Linked DNA regions of Homo sapiens: region 1 is linked to region 2. A link is a loop called in an ENCODE intact Hi-C map of the cell type or tissue named here. Cell type or tissue: heart left ventricle. All regions are shown on one strand.

The links. Hi-C counts contacts between places; a loop is a spot of excess contacts. Peaks named below come from ENCODE experiments on the same cell type or tissue, not always from the same donor. Only the 100,000 strongest peaks of a DNase experiment are listed, where the experiment ranks them.
Region 1: a loop joins it to region 2, with 3 times the contacts of the local background. A loop is called at or near these places in 10 of 110 quality-filtered maps.

Annotation. Positions count from the first base shown.
Region 1 is chr16:23,151,388-23,159,387 of GRCh38, reverse strand. No RefSeq gene overlaps it. Among named protein-coding and RNA genes, the nearest start is that of USP31, 5.9 kb to the right of the region's middle. In heart left ventricle, a CTCF peak has its summit at 3,778 (motif pointing right); a DNase peak (open chromatin) is centred at 3,787.
Region 2 is chr16:22,894,072-22,902,071 of GRCh38, reverse strand. The region is part of intron 1 of HS3ST2 (heparan sulfate-glucosamine 3-sulfotransferase 2); the gene reads right to left. Among named protein-coding and RNA genes, the nearest start is that of HS3ST2, 84 kb to the right of the region's middle. In heart left ventricle, CTCF peaks have their summits at 2,873 and 3,073 (motif pointing left); DNase peaks (open chromatin) are centred at 2,795 and 3,051; H3K27ac peaks cover 520 bases; H3K27me3 peaks cover 2,745 bases.

The sequences.
Region 1 (8,000 bases), 260 kb before region 2:
AGAAATCAACCCTGCCAACACCTTAATCTCAGACTTTCAGCCTCCTAAATTGTGAAAAAATAAATGTCTGTTGTTTAAGCCACCCGATCTGTGATTTTTGGTTATGGGAGGCTGCATTAGTCAGGGTTTTTGAGAGGGACAGAACTAATAGGATAGATGTGTATATGAAAGGGATTTTATTAAGAATTCACTCATACGATCACAAGGTGAAATCCCACAATAGGACATCTGCAAGCTGAGGAGCCAGGAAGCCAGTCCAAGTCCCAAAACCTCAAAAATTGGGAAGCTGATAGTGAAGCCTTCGGTCTGTGGCCTAAGGCCCAAGAGCCCCTGGCAAACCACTGGCGTAAGTCCAAGAGTCCAAAAGCCGAAAAACTTGGAGTCTGATATTCAAGGGCAGGAAGCATCCAGCACGGGAGAAAGATGAAGGCCGGAAGACTCAGCAAGTCAAGTCCTTCCACGTTCGGCGGCCTGCTTTTATTCTAACCACACTGGCAGCTGACTAGATGGTGCCCACCCAGATTGAGGGTGGGTCTGCCTCTCCCAGTCCACTGAATCAAATATTAATCTCTTTTGGCAACACCCTCACAGACACACCCAGGAACAATACTTTGCATCCTTCAATCCAATCAAGTTGACACTCGGTATTAACCATCACACAGCCCCAACTAACATAGTCGGGAATTGGAGGCATCAGATGCAGCAAAAGCTGGGTAAGCTTAAGCATGGGGCTTAACATAGGGACCCTAGTTGAAAGTCTGTATGTTTAGACCCTTAGGGAACCTCACTTATCACACACATCCAGACAATTACACTTCTAGCCCCAGCCCTCCAGCATGAAGTGCAGTCAACAAAGACATTAAACTAGAGAGCTCCAAGTTCAGAGAAGCAAGGCTCCAAATTCAGCAAGCAAGTCCTTTACCTAGCAAAGGGCTGGAAAGAAAAATAATTCTGAAAACTGGGGAACCAATAGAAGATTGCAACCTAAAGATTAAGACATCAGCCCCTACCTAATCTATTTCTGCCTTTTGGTCCCAGACTGGTGTAGGCGACAGCAGGAAATTGGGCATTCTTTTCAGGAGAAATAGACAAGGCTCTGAAAAGGTCTGCATGCGGTGACATTTGAGGATCTGACACAAATGGCTGGCTTCCTTCTGAACATCTTACATTTGGTCCTCTGAGTTGAAAAGCCCCACCTCACGAGCACAACCTTTTAGTATTTCACTGTTAAAGATAATAGCCCACAGCCGGGAACAGCCTCCCGAGTAGCCGGGATTACAAGTACCTGCCACCGCACCAGGCTAATTTTTGTATTTTTGGTAAAGATGGGTTTTCACCATATTGGCCAGGCTGGTCTTGAACTCCTGACCTCGTGATCTGCCTGCGTTGGCCTCCCAAAGTGCTGGGATTACAGGCGTGATTTATTTTTATTTCTTGCTCTGTCTGCAGGCTGGAGTGCAGTGCGATCATAGCTCACTGAAGCCTCAAATTCTTGGGCTCAAGAAGTCTTCCTGCCTCAGCCTCCCACGTAGTTGGGACTATAGTTTTTTTTTTTTTTTTAATTAGCCGCCACACCTGACTAATTTTTTCAAATCTCTTTTTCTTGTTTTGTTTTGTTTTGTTTTGTTTTTGCCTGCCAGGCATGGTGGCTCATGCCTGTAATCCCAGCACTTTGGGAAGCGGAGGTGGGAGGATCACTTGAGCTCAGGAGTTCGAGACCAGCCTGGCACCATGGCAAAATCCTGTCTCTACAAAAGAATACAAAAAATTAGCAGGGTGTGGTGACATGCACCTATAGTTCCAGCTACTCAGGAAGCTTAGGTGGGAGGATTGCTTGAGCCTGGGAGGTAGAGGCTGCAGTGAGCCGTGATTGTGCCACTGCACTCCAGCCTGGGTGAAAGAGCAAGACCCTGTCTCAAAAAAAAAAAAAAATTTAGAAATGGGGGTTTTACCATGTTGCCCAGGGTGGTCTCAAACTCCTGGAACGAGGTCTTACATTTTCTGATCCTTTGCCTGTCTCCTCCACCTCATCTTTGGCCATTTCCTGCTTTGCTCAGTTCATGGCAGCCACTCTGATCTGCTTGTTCTTCTTGGTACAGGCCAGACTTATTTCCAACTTGGGCCTTTTGCAGTTCCTCTTTCCTCTGTCTGGATGGTCCCCAGATTTCCATAGGTGCTTGTTGCCACACCTCATTCAGTTCCCTGCTCAAATATCCTTCCTCAGAGAGGCTATCTTCAACATTCTACATAACACACTCTCTGCCCACCACTTCCTGTCTCTTTTCTTGGTTTTGTTTTTCTTCCAAGCAATTAACAGTAGCTGAAATTTTATTACACACAGTATTTGTGTGTTTGCTTATTTTCTGTTGTCTTCCCCTAGCATGGAAAATACTTTGTATTTTCACTGTGACACCCCCAAAATCTATTTTTTTTTTTTTGAGATAGGATCTTGCTCTGTCGCCTAGGCTGGAGTGCAGCCGCGCAATCACAGCTCACTGCAACCTGTAACTCCCGGCCTCAAGTGGATCCTCCCGCCTCCGCCTCCCAAAGTGCTGGGATTACAAGCCTGAGCCATTGCGTCCAGCCTGTCCCCAGCTTTGTCTCCCACTATGGAAGCTGGAGGAAGGTGATGGTTCCTTCCCTACTTTCCAGCTGCTGGTGACCAGACCTAGGACCTAGGGCCCAACCAAATGGATGCTTCCATTTTGAGCTAAGAATGCTGAAGGTATTATATTGGTCCATTTTGCATTGTTATAAAGGAATACCCAAAACTGGGTAATTTACAAAGAAAAGAGTTTCTTTTGGCTCATGGTTCTGCAGGCTGTACAAGAAGCACCGTGCCAGTCTGATGCTTCCACTTATGGCAGAAGGTGAAAGGGACTCAGCTGTGTCACATGGCAAGAAAGGGAGCAAGAAGGAAGGGAGGAGGTGCCAGGCTCTTTTTAACAATTGGATCTCCTGTGAACCAACAGAGTGAGAACTCACTCATTACTTCGAGGACTACACCAAGCCATTCATGAGGGATCTGCTCCCGTGACTCAAACACCTCCCACTAGGACCCGCCTTCAACATCAGGGACCCTTTCCTCCCCTCTCCTCTCCCTCCTCCCCTATTTCTCCTTTCCTGGATCTCTTTTCTTTTCTTTTCTTTTTTCTTTTCTTTTCCCTTCCTTTCCCTTTCCTTCCCTTCCCTTCCCTTCCCTTCCCTTCCCTTCCCTTCCCTTCTCTTCTCTTTTCCCTCCCTTCCCCTCCCCTCCCCTCCCCTCCCCTTCCCTTCCATTCCCTTCCTTTCCCTTCCTGTCTTCCCTTCCCTTCTCGACTCTTCTATTCTCTTCTTTTTTGAGACAGGGTCTTGCTCTTGTCACCCAGGCTGGAGTGCAGCAGCATGATCACGGTTCACTGCAGCCTTGACTACCTGAGCTCAGGTGATTCTCCCACCTCAGCCTCCCAAGTAGCTGTGCCTACAGGTGTGCACCACCATGCCTGGCTATTTTTTTTATTTTTTTGTACAGATGGGATCCCTCTATGTTGCCCAGGCTGGTCTTAAATCTCTGGGCTCAAGCAATCTTCCCGCCTTTGGCCTCCAAAGTGTTGGGATTACAGGTGTCTGCCACTGCACCCAGCCAGGGATCACATTTCAACATAAGATTTGGAGGGGAAAAATATCTAAACTCTATCAGATAGGAAAGCAAAAGTTCAGAGACATTTGGAAGTTATTCAAGGTTACACAGTGGCTACAGCAGAACTAAGAGGCAAGTGGTGCGGCTACCACTGTCTGAAGGTGGCGCCAGCTTCACCGACGGCGCCAACAGTGACATCTTAAGCAGCATTTTCTGGAGCAGAGTCCTGGCTATGTACTGTCTTCCTTGGTTTCCTAAGTCTGATTCTGAAGCTTTTCTAGCAGTTATGTGAGCTGTTGATATCCTTCTAAAGATCTCCTTTTCTGCTTAAGTTAGCAAAAGTCATTTATGTTGTCTGCAACTAAGAACTTACGATGGGTATACAGGTCAAAGGAGAAAAATGCAAAGGCTCATCTCTGTTGATGCCCAGAAGGCATTTGATAAAATTCAAGACCAATTCCTGATAATAACCCTTCCTGAAGTAGGAATACATGGATACCACTTTAACGCAATAAATAATATATATCTCAAACCAAAAGCAAGCATGCTTAATGGTAAAGCACTGGATGAAATGCTATTAAAGGCAGAAACAATGCAGGCTTTCCTACTCTCCTTACTATTACAGACAAAATTCTGGAAGGGCAATTAGACAAGAGAAAAAAAAAGATGAGGTACAACTATTATAAACAAAGTGGCGAGGTTTTTATCTCATGTGTTGATATAAATTCCTGAGAAACCCAATAGGATCAACTGAAAATTATGAGAAAGAACTAAAGTACATCAAGGTGGCTGGTTACAAAAATATTTTTTTTCCTGTAGACAAACAACAGAAAATATAATGACATAAAATATCCCATTCATAATAGCAACCAATAGGAATAAACTTATTAGTATTATGCAAGACCTATGGGAGGAAACTATAGTACTGGGAGGGGCATTAAAAGCCCTTGTATAATTTTTTGAAGACAGACTTTATTCTCAGATGAGAAGATAAATATTGTGGTGATGCCAGTTTTCCCTCACTTAATCTATATAAATTAACCCCCCTAAAGGATTAAATTCATTTGAGAGAATAAGCAAACAGACAGATAATAAAATACTAGGAGATAATGCTCTATCAAACATTTCAGCATATTCTAAACCTATGCTATCCTGGAATACAGAGGCTTATCAATGGGATAGAACAGAATTTTTAAAAATCTTAAATATACGGGGCATTTAATAGGTGATAAAAGCAGCATTTTAAAGTAGTGGGAAAATTACATTTAAAAATGGTGCTGAGACAATTGGCTAGCCATGAAGCATGCAGAAAAGGCAAGATCCCTATCTCATTTCTCATGCAAAAATAAATTCCAGATGGAGAGCATAATAATAAGAAAAAAACCCAGAACTGCACTAAATTAAAATACAGATGAATATTCTTATGATCTTGGAGTGGGGGAAGGCTAAGTATGTCAAAAATATTGTAAATCTTTATGAAAAAGACTAATCTGTTTCACTATATAAAATAATTTAGGCTGGGCTTAGTGGCTTACACCTGTAATCCTAGCACTTTGGGAGGCTGAGGCGGGTGGATGGCTTGGGTGGGTGGATGGCTTGACCCTAGGAGTTTGCGACCAGCCTAGATAACGTGATGAAACCCTGTCTCTGCTAAAAATACAAAAAGTTAGCTGGGCGTGGTGGCATGCACCTGTAATCCCAGCTACTGAGGAGGCTGAGGTGGGAGGATCGCTTGAGCCCGGGAAGTCAAGGCTGCAGTGAGCCATGATCACACCACTGCACTCCAGTCTGGATGATGGAGTGAGACCCTGTCTCAAAAATAATAATAAAATAAAAATAATAATTTAAGTTCTGTATATGATATGAAAACACTGTAAACATGGTTGAAAGGGAAGTAGGGAATGGTATAGACTGAAAAATAATATAATTTATATAGAAAATAATTTTATGGACCAGGTGTAGTGGCTCATGCCTGTAATCCCAGCACTTTGGGAGGCCAAGGCAGACGGATCATTTGAGGTCATGAGCTCAAGACCAGCCTGGCCAACATGGTGAAACCCTGTCTCTATTAAAAATACAAAAATTTGGCTGGGCGCAGTGTCTCACGACTGTAATCCAGCACTTTGGGAGGCCGAGGCGGGCGGATCACGAGGTTAAGAGATCGAGACTATCCTGGCCAACATGGTGAAACCCCGTCTCTACTAAAAATACAAAAATTAGCTGGGTGTGGTGGTGCGTGCCTGTAGTCCCAGCTACTTGGGAGGCTGAGGCAGGAGAGTCGCTTGAACCCGGGAGGCAGAGGTTGCAGTGAGCTGAGATCGTGCCACTGCACTCCAGCCTGGCGACAGAGCAAGACTCTGTCTCAAAATAATAATAATAATAATAATAATAGTACAAAATCAGCTGGGCGTGGTGGTACATGCCTGTAATCCCAGCTACTTGGGAGGCTGAGGCACGACAATGGCCTGAACCCAAGAGGCAGAGGTTGCAGTGAGCTGAGATCATGTCACTGCACTCTAGCCTGGGCGATGGAGTGAGACTCCATCTCAAAAACAAAACAAACAAACAAAAAACTTCTACGAGATAATATCTATAAAGGAATACACCGAAAAGAATAATGGGCAAATGGTGTGTGCAGGTGAATCACACCAGTAAAAATAAAATCGCTAATTAAAAGGTATTCCTAGTTGTTTTCTTGATTGCAAACAGCAGAAACTGACACTGGTTTGTTTCCCCAATAAAGGATTTACAGGAAACCTATCAGGTTAGCTCACAGAAAGAACAGAGCCAGAGAAACAGGCTTGGGCAGAAACCCAGGGACACAGACACCAGTAAGAACTTGCCACTAGAGTAGCAGCTGGACACTTGCTGCTACCACCCCCACACTGTACACCACCGTACTGCCACACTGCTAAATATATAGCTGCTAGATTCATTAATTCACTGCATTATCTCCAACGAACCGTGTATCAATACTTCTAGAGCCAAAGTCTAGGTAGGAACATATAGTTGGTCTTGCTCTGTCACCCAGGCTGGAGGGCAGTGGCACGATCATAGCTCATTGCAGCCTCCACCTCCTAGGCTCAAGTAATCCTTCCGCCTCAGCCTCCTGAGTAGCTGGGACTACAGAAGTGCACCACCACACCAGGCTTATTTATTTATTTTTTTAGAGACGGGATCTCGTGATGTTGCCCAGCCTGGTCTCAAACTCTTCCCGTCTCTGTCTGCCTGTGCTGAGATTACAGGCATGAGCCACTGCACCCGGCGGTGGTCTTTTTTAGGTCATGTTCCTGGGCTCTAGCTTCCAGGGGTAGGAAGGGGAATACCTGCTCCCTGCCACCCTACCCAGTTTTCATAGTGGGATCTTGAGTGGTCCTGCCTAATTTGGTATCCCTTGCAGACAGGAAGTTGGTTGAGATGTTGGATAGCAGAGAGACTGGCACATGATGTTCAACCTTACTCATACAAACAAAAAGTGCATTAATATGCCATCTTTTGTTCATCAAACTTGTCAATGTGAAAAAGACTGGAAAACTCAACAGTATGTTGGGATTGGGAAATGTGCATTTCCCATTAGTTGCTGACAGGATAAAACCTTTCTGGGGGTCAGCTTGACAATAGGTGTCATATATGGAATACGCATACCCTTTGATCCAAGGTTTCAGCCTAAGGAGATAGCTACATGATGGACAAGGTATAGGTCATGATAATATTCACTGCACTGTTGTTTCTAATTTACGTTTCCCGAGCTTAGGGGTAAGGGGTGGTACAGAGAGGGACAATGAAAGATTCACTACAGAATGTTCAAGGTGAGTCTTTAAGAATGATCATCTGAACATTCCAATGAGGAATTTTTTCAAGCCTGTGTCAAACTTTGAGGCTCAGTGGAGACCTATAAGACCTGTAAGCTTAGTGAGAGGGGCCCAGACTGGGAAGGCAGTTCTTAGGTATCCCACCAAGAAGTTCAGATATTGTTTAGAGGCCGGGCGCGGTGCCTCATGCCTGTAATCCCAGCACTTCGGGAGGCTGAGACAGGTGGATCACTTGAGGTCAGGAGTTCGAGACCAGCCTGGCCAACATGGTGAAACCCCGTCTCTACTAAAAATACAAAAATTAGGGCAACACGCTCGGGTCCCCTTCTACGCTGTGGAAGCTTTATTCTTTTGCTCTTCACAATAAATCTTGCTGCTGCTCACAAAACAAAACAAAACAAAAAACAAAAAACAAAAATTAGCCAGGTGTGCTGGCAAGTGCCTGTAATCCCAGCTACTCAGGAGTCTGAGGCAGGAGAATTGCTTGAACCCAGGAGATGGGGGTTGCAGGTGAGCTGAGATCCCGCCACTGCACTCCAGCCTGGTTGTTAGAGTGAGACTCCATCACA
Region 2 (8,000 bases):
TCTTCTAAAAGGATACACAATACATTTAACAGTTATTATCTTTGGAAAATAACCTTGGGGGATCTGGGCTGGGCTGTAGTGTAGAATGGGACTTCGTTTTCACCTTTAGCTTTTTGCATTCGGATTTATTTTTCTCTTTGCCATGAGCATGTATTTTTTGTCATTTAAAAAAAACTATCTAATGAAAAGCTATTTTTAAAAGTCTCCATTGATATTATTTAGGATGAAGAAAGCCTCTACTGTGGAGTGAGGGGGAGGAAACATGTCTGGAGTGGCTGAGGTGTGGGCGGGAAGGAAGGATATGGAAGGTGAAAATGTATAGCTCCTTTCTCAAGAAGCTCTCTTGGAAAGGAGGAACGGTGATCGTGGGTGTTGAAGGAATGTTTTTGCTGCTGCATGTACAGCTCTGATACATTTCCAGGCAATTGGACTTCAATTTCTTTGGTCCTATCTGCAGCTGACCGTGGGACACTATCTGGAGGTAACTCCCAGGATATCTCTTCTTCTGTGGTCTGGGCTTAATTTCTCTCCCTGCCCTCCCTTCTCCCTGGAAGTGGACCCCATAAGCCTGTGCCTGTCACACTTTAATGTGCATTTGAATCTCGTGTAGGGGTCTTGTTGAAATGCAGTTTCTGATTCAGTAGGTCTAGGGAGGGGGTGCTAAGAGTATGCATTTTTAGCAGGCTCCACAGTGAGGCCGACTTGCTGCTCCTTGGGCCACCCGTTGAATTGCAAGGTCTTAAGGCAGCCCTGGCAATACTGGTACAAAGGACATAGCCAGTGAATATTTATTGCATTAATCAGAATCGGCTAATTGATGTTGGGTGAAAAATTGCGGATGACTTGAATTCAGAAAGCCTGGATTGGAGTCCCAGCTTTTCCTTTTCCTGGCCATGTGACTTTCGTGTTAGTTTCTTCACCTGCAATGTGTGGATCATGGTAATGCCAACTTCACTTGGCTGTTGTGAGGTCAAAGCTGCGAGAGTCCCGTATAAAGTGTAATGCACCGTGACCATCTATTAGCAGGTTCCTCTTTCTCTACTTGATTTCCCCCTTTAGTTCAAGCCTTTTTCATTTTCAAAAAAACCAGCTATCTATCCCTTCACCTGCTCCTGCGACAGTCCTGTATATCTCCTTTTCTTCCCAGCCAGAGTTCTTGGAATAAAGCTGCATGGCTTCATTTCCTCACCTCACATTCATCCTCCTCTTGCTCCATCTCCTCCCACCCCATCGTCTTCTGAAGCGGTACTCTCCGAACACAACCCTAAATGCCAACTCCATCTCGAATCTTGGTCATGTTTCACTTTTCTGTGGCCTCTGAAGCACTTGCCCACTCCCTGCTTGTTGAAACTTGTTTTTCTTCCTTTGGGAACACATTCTTTCTTCCTCCCCGCCCCTGCCCCCCACTGACCATTCTTTCTCCATACACACTTCAGTTATTTCTCCTCAACTTACCACTTCTCATGTCTCAGTTAATGGCCCCACCATTCACCAGTTGTCCAAGCAACACCCATGTCTAATCTATAACCAAATTCAATTGGTGACCTCTCACTCACTCCCTTCTGACGTCTGTCCCAGCCAGCTCAGGACCCACCACAGCTCTCTTCACTCATGATCAGAACTGTGGGGAGCAGCCCAGTGCCTGTCTCTAGCTAGGCTCTACTTTCTAGCTTCCAGCCTGAGTCAGCTTGCTCTCGTGAGATGTTCCCCAGTGACATTAGCATCCAGGAAACAAAATGGCACATGGGGACAGTGATGGTACCAAGTGGAGGCCAAAGGGATCTTTATCCCCCTCTAGTCTCCATTAGTCAATCAGAGTGAATGCATGCCACGAAACAGCATGCATGGCAACTCCCAGACAAGCTTTCTATCCTTCCTCTGATGGGGCCACTCCTACCCCTTCCCCCATATAGAAATTTTGGAGCCACCACCTCCAGAGAGAATGACAGATCATCCCTGAGTACCTGCAGGAGACCCTCAAAAAGGGCCAGGGACCTGTGCAAGAAGCTTCCTGAGGCAACACTGGGTGCCAGGAGCACCTGAGTGCCCTCTCTCTATACTCAGCAGGGCAGAGCACTGCTGGAGAACACCTGAAATCAAAGGCTGGTTCCACTCCAGATATCTGATTGCCAACACAAAGGGGGCTGATATGGTTTGGCTGTGTCCCCACCCAAATATCAAATTGTAGCTCCCGTAATTCCTATGTGTCATGGGAGGGACCTGGTGGGAGGTAATTAAATCATGAGGGTGGGTTTTTCCCATGCTGTTCTCATGGTAGTGAATAAGTCTCATGAGACATGATGGTTTTATAAAGGGGAATTCCCCTGCACATGCTCTCTCTCTTGCCTGTTGCCATGTAAGACGTGTTTTTGCTCTTCCTTCACCTTTCGCCATGATTCTGAGGCCTCCTCAGCCACGCTGAACTGTGAGTCTATTAAACCTCTTTCCTTTACAGATTACCCAGTCTTGGGTATGTCTTTATTAGTAGCATGAGAACAGACTAATTCAGGGGCCTTTAGCACACAGCACAATTCCACCATGTGTCTCTGGACAACTGGCTTTCTAGCTCTGCATGACTATTTCAGACCGTTCCCTTTCTCTGCAAATGACCAAACCCTGCCCTTTCTTGCCACTCTTAGTAGGTGACCTTGCATCCCATTCCACAGAGAATATAGAAACCATTAGAATGTAGTGCTCTCAATATCCTGCTACTAAGCACATAACGTTTTCTATTCTGCCCAGCACTAGGCTGAGTATGGAGCCGGTCAACCCAGCCGTTTCCTGACGCCAGCTTCCCTGCTCTGAAACCTCCTCCACCTCCCAGTTTCCTGCCTGAATTGTCCACGGAGTCCCCACCCTCCACCATCTGCACCCTCATCCTTTCCCACCAGATCTGAATGTTTCCCAGGCAAACTCCTCAGCCAACAACTGCATGAGTCAGTGAGTTTATTTTGTTTGTTAACACCAAGCTTTACAACTTCACACTTCAGTCTCCCGGGGGTATTAATGGTTTTGCAGGGATGAGTTCCGCAAGCCTGCCCCACTTCTTGCAGCATAGCAGCGCCCCCTAGTGGGTAGTTGGAGGTGATCCAATTGCAGTGGTTGGAGCCAACACCTGTTGCCTCCTTGGAGGAAATTAACCAATGATAGGAATGCTTTCCATCTGACTCCCGAATGTTGTTGTCGTACCAGGATACATTAAGCTCCATGATTGCAAGGGGTGAGCAGGAGTTGGTTTTCTCATCATAGAGGGAGCAAGGGCCATGCACTGGGAAGTCAGCTGCCTACATATAATTCATGTCTCAGATGTGCCTAAAACCACATGGGTAGTTGTTGGGTCACTAATACTCCTGCAGGTTCAAAGCCTGCCTAAACTATACACATGTGAGTTCTTTTCTAGGCTTTGGTATAGAATGGTCCAGCTCTGCATGTCAGTTCTGGAAGGCATTTGCAAAACCCAGCAAGATGAACTAGCAGACACTCTTGAATCCCCCAGTCCTTTCCCTTTCTGTCTCTAGGGCTGTGCTGTTCTTTCTGCCTGGATCACTTTACCCTGGCTCTTCCTGTGGCTCAATCCTTCTCATGCTCAGGTCTCAGTTAGAATATCACCACTTTCAAATGTCAGTCTCTGAAGTGGCTTATTTCCTCATCACTCTAAGCACCATCTGTAATTATCTTGCCTCTCTGTTTATCTATTGCCTTTCCCCTCAGGTTAGACTGTGGACCCCATCAGGAAGGCACAGTGTCACTCTCTGAAGTGGTTTATTTGGCTTATTTCCTCATCATTCTAAGCACAACCTGTAATTATCTTGCATATCTGTTTATTGCCTTCCCCCTAGTTAGTCTGTGAACCCCATCAGGAAGGCACAGTGTCTTGCTTGCTGGCTGTGGTATCTTCAGTCCTTGTCACTGTGCCATGCCATCATAGGCAGGCAAAAGAGAATGAATCATACCCACCAAATATTGTGCTTGTTAAATGAATAAGATGGGAAGGAATCAAAGCCTAAATCAAGAAGACGTGAGCTCCTGGAGGAAATGCAGTAGCCCGAGATCTTTAGAAAGAATTTCCCAAAGTGTGTTTACTTATCGTCTTTGTGGCTCACAAGTGATTCACGGATGAAATTTACATTTTTTACAGTTACATTTTTACATGCCTTGTGGTAGGCATAGCTATATGAGCTTTTACATGTATTATCTCATATAAATACCACAGAATATCATCAAGGAGCTATTACTATTAACTTTATAGCCTTATTTTAACCTTATTATAATTTGAGGGAATTAGGCAGAGAAGTAACCCGCCCAAAGACCCAAGGTACTGAATAGCGAAGCTAAGATACAAATTCAAGTGTTTTGACTCTAGTACCTGTCCCCGTAAACTCCAGGCTACGAGTCTCATTAAAGTTAGGCAAGGCAAAGATGCTTATTTTAATGTATTTTAGAAAATTGGAACCAGGTCATCACTTTTACTTAACCAACTTCATCGTTTAGGATGAAGCTTAAACACATAGTGAAGGTAGAAAATGTAAATTGATCTAAACACAAATATTAAGAAAATAATAGTCTAAGTCCTTGAATATGGTAAAAAGTTGGTCCTTCAATTACTAAAGTTTGGGAGCCTCTGACTCAAAACAATATTGGTGCAGCCAAAGGGAATCCAAACCAGAGTAATATGGGCATGTACTTACTCAGCAAATATTTGCTGAGCACCCACTCTTCACCAGCCATCTTGCTAAGTGCTGAAGTCACGGCTATAAATAACATAGATGTAGTACTTGCTGCCCTCATGGGGCCTCTGGTTTGGTGGAGGAGATAATGGGCAAAATAAAAAAAAATAATTACAACTTGTGATAAAGGAAAAGAAAGAGAATAAGTGTAATGAGGAAATTAAGTGATCAGAGAAAACCTGGGGGACATTTGAGCAGAAGGACAAGAGTTGAGCATAGGCTTAGGCAAAAAGACAAGGCTAGCGTGGTGGCACACGCCTGTAATCCCAGAACTTTGGGAGGGCTAGGTGACTGGATTGCTTGAGCTCAGGAGTTTGAGACCAGCCTGGGCAACATGGTGAAACCGTGTCCCTACAAAAAAATACAAAAATTAGCCAGGCATGGTGGTATATACCTGTAGTCTCAGCTACTTGATGGGGCTGAGGTGGGAGGATCACTTGAGCCCAGGAAGTCAAGGCTGCAGTGAGCTGAGATTGCGCCGTTGCACTCCAGTGCCTGGGCAACAAAGCAAGACTCTGTCTCAATTAACAAAAGAAAAAAAGAAAGAAGAGAAAAGAAAGAAAACAAAAGAAAGAAAGAGAAAAGACAGTAAGATGACATGAAAACACAGTTAAGACCAGAAAAATCAAGGTATGGGTGAAGTAAGCTAGTACCAAAAAGAATAAAAAAGAAACACAACTACGCTGACAGCAGTAAAGAGCAGAATTAGCGATGTCAAAAATAAACATTAGAACAAACCGGAGCCTGATCTTACGCTTCTAAAATAAAATTCACAACATTGAGCTGATGAGAGAGAAAGTAGAATGGAAGACAGAGTGGTTATAGGCAACTTGTAGTTTGCTGATGTTATTGAAGAAGAAACCCAGAACAAATTGGACAGAGCTATAGGCAAAGATTTCATTAAAGAGACCTTCCCAGAGATATAAGATGGCTATGTGGGGTACATTAAAAGGTCAGCCTAGTCTGAACGAAATAAAACCCACATCCGAGAGCTAACGTGCCTGTGAAGGCAAAAGAAAAGTTTTATGGCATGCAACATCTTGAAAAGCATTAGATCCTGCTCTTCAAAAAATCCCTTGAAAAGAAAAACAACATTCTGAGTGATGGTGTGGAAAAGCTCAAGAATGGAAAAGTTGTATATAAAAGGACAGTGATGGGGTTAAACAAACACTAACCCCAAATAAATAATACATGTAGCTTCTAATGTCAACATTATGCTTTTAAAAAAGATAGAGACAGGCATGGTGGAGTGCACCTCTTGTCCCAGCTACTTGGAAGGCTGAGGCAGGAGGATTGCTTGAGCCCAGGATTTTGAGTCCAGTCTAGGCAACATAGTAAGACCCTTTCTCTCTTAAAAAAAAAAAAGATAAAAATTAATAATTTGATACATCAAATCCACATTAACAAAGACCGAAAAGTTGGCAAAACAGGAAGAAAAGGAGAGAGGACAGAGAAAAACTACACAAGTCTCTTTACTAAGAGATACTGTCTACTCATTTACTGTATTAGAAAACTATAAAATGAACTATTATAAACAGGATACATACCTTCCAAAATACTGGAAAATGGAAAAGAAAAGAAAATTGTGTGGCCATATAACAAAAGACACAGGGGATAAGAAAGCAGAAAAAAAGAAAAGCAAAACTTTTAGAGCAAGTTGACAGAAGTATAAAAGACGGATTGTATTAATATTAAAAATTGTTGGAAATAGGCCAAACACCATAATTTTCAAAATGACAACAACGAGAACATTTGTGTTCATACGACCACCCCAGAATACAGAGGCAGGAACATTTTATATGAAAATGGAGAGGTGAAGATACATTAGGAAAATGTAATTCTAAAGAAAGCTAGAGATAGGATTCTACTTCCTGTAGAAATTCTGTAGAATTTCTGTGAAATTCCACGGAAAGTAGAATCCTAGGAAAAAAGATATTAAATGAGACAAAGTGAATCATTCAATATTGAAAAAGGTGCCTGTAATCTCAGCACTTTGGGAAGCTGAGGCAGGCGGATCACCTGAGGTCAGGAGTTCAAGACCAGCCTGGCCAACATGGCGAAACCCTGTCTCTACTGAAAATACAAAAATCAGCCAGGCCTGGTGGCAGGTGCCTGTAATCCCAGCTACTCGGGAGGCTGAGGCAGGAGAATAGCTTGAACTCAGGAGGTGGAGGTTGCAGTGGGCTGAGATCATGCCACTGCACTCCAGTCTGGGCAACAGAGCGAAACTGTCTCAAAAACAAAAACAAACAAACAACAAAAAAAAAAAAAAAAGAAAGAAAGAAAAGAAGAAGGGACCAATTCATAGTTGGAACTTGTACATAACACGCTGAATCAAACCCAGCATTTACTTCCACTCCCTCTCTGATTAGCACTAGATTGATAATAAGTGGATAAAAAATATAAATATCAAAATGTCAAAGAGAAATGGTGAAGGGTTTGTGTCAGACAACAAATATAGGCATATTTTTGGAAGAAGGGAGGCTAATTTGTTTTTACTGATTTAACTATTCATTTTGAGATAGGGTCTCCCTCTGTCTCCCAGGCTGGAGTGCAGTGGCACGATCACGGCGCACGACAGCCTCCAACTCCTTTTTTTTTTTTTTTTTAAGAGACGGAGTCTCACCCATGTTGCCCAGGCTGGTCTTGAACATCTGGCCTCAAGTGATCCGCCCACCTTGGGCTCCCAAAGTGGCTGGGATTGCAGGCGTGAGTCACTGCACCCGGCCCTGAGGCTGATTTGTGAGAGGCATTGGACTTAGGAAAGAGGAGAAGGCTGAAACTCAAGTGGCTGTGGGAGAGGAGGTGTCACTAAGGAAGAGAAAGTGAGTTCTTGACACAGAACCTTCCAAAAGCTCAGGAACTGGAGGCACCAGTGACCCCAGTGGCGGTGAGCGTTTTGGGAAAAGGCACAATCAATGTTAGAGGTCTCTAGAAAGAGGAGCTACATCCACAGAGCCTTCCCCCTACCCACAGCCAGGCCGCTGCCCTGCACCTATTAGGGCAGCAGAGGGAAGATTATGTCTTGGAAATATTGAACCAGGGAGCCCCCAGGGTCAGTGACACAGGGAACAGAGAAGAACGGGGTGAGGCACCAAGCTAGAACGCTGGCAGGCAGTGTAGCTACTCCCACCTGACAAGCGGAGGAGCCCTCTCAAGAGAAACTGACCAGTCAAAGTGTCGAGTCCAATCTACCAGAGCACAATGTATTACAAGGAAAGCATGGACGGGTGTGGTAGCTCATGCCTGGAACCCCAGCACTCTGGGAGGCCA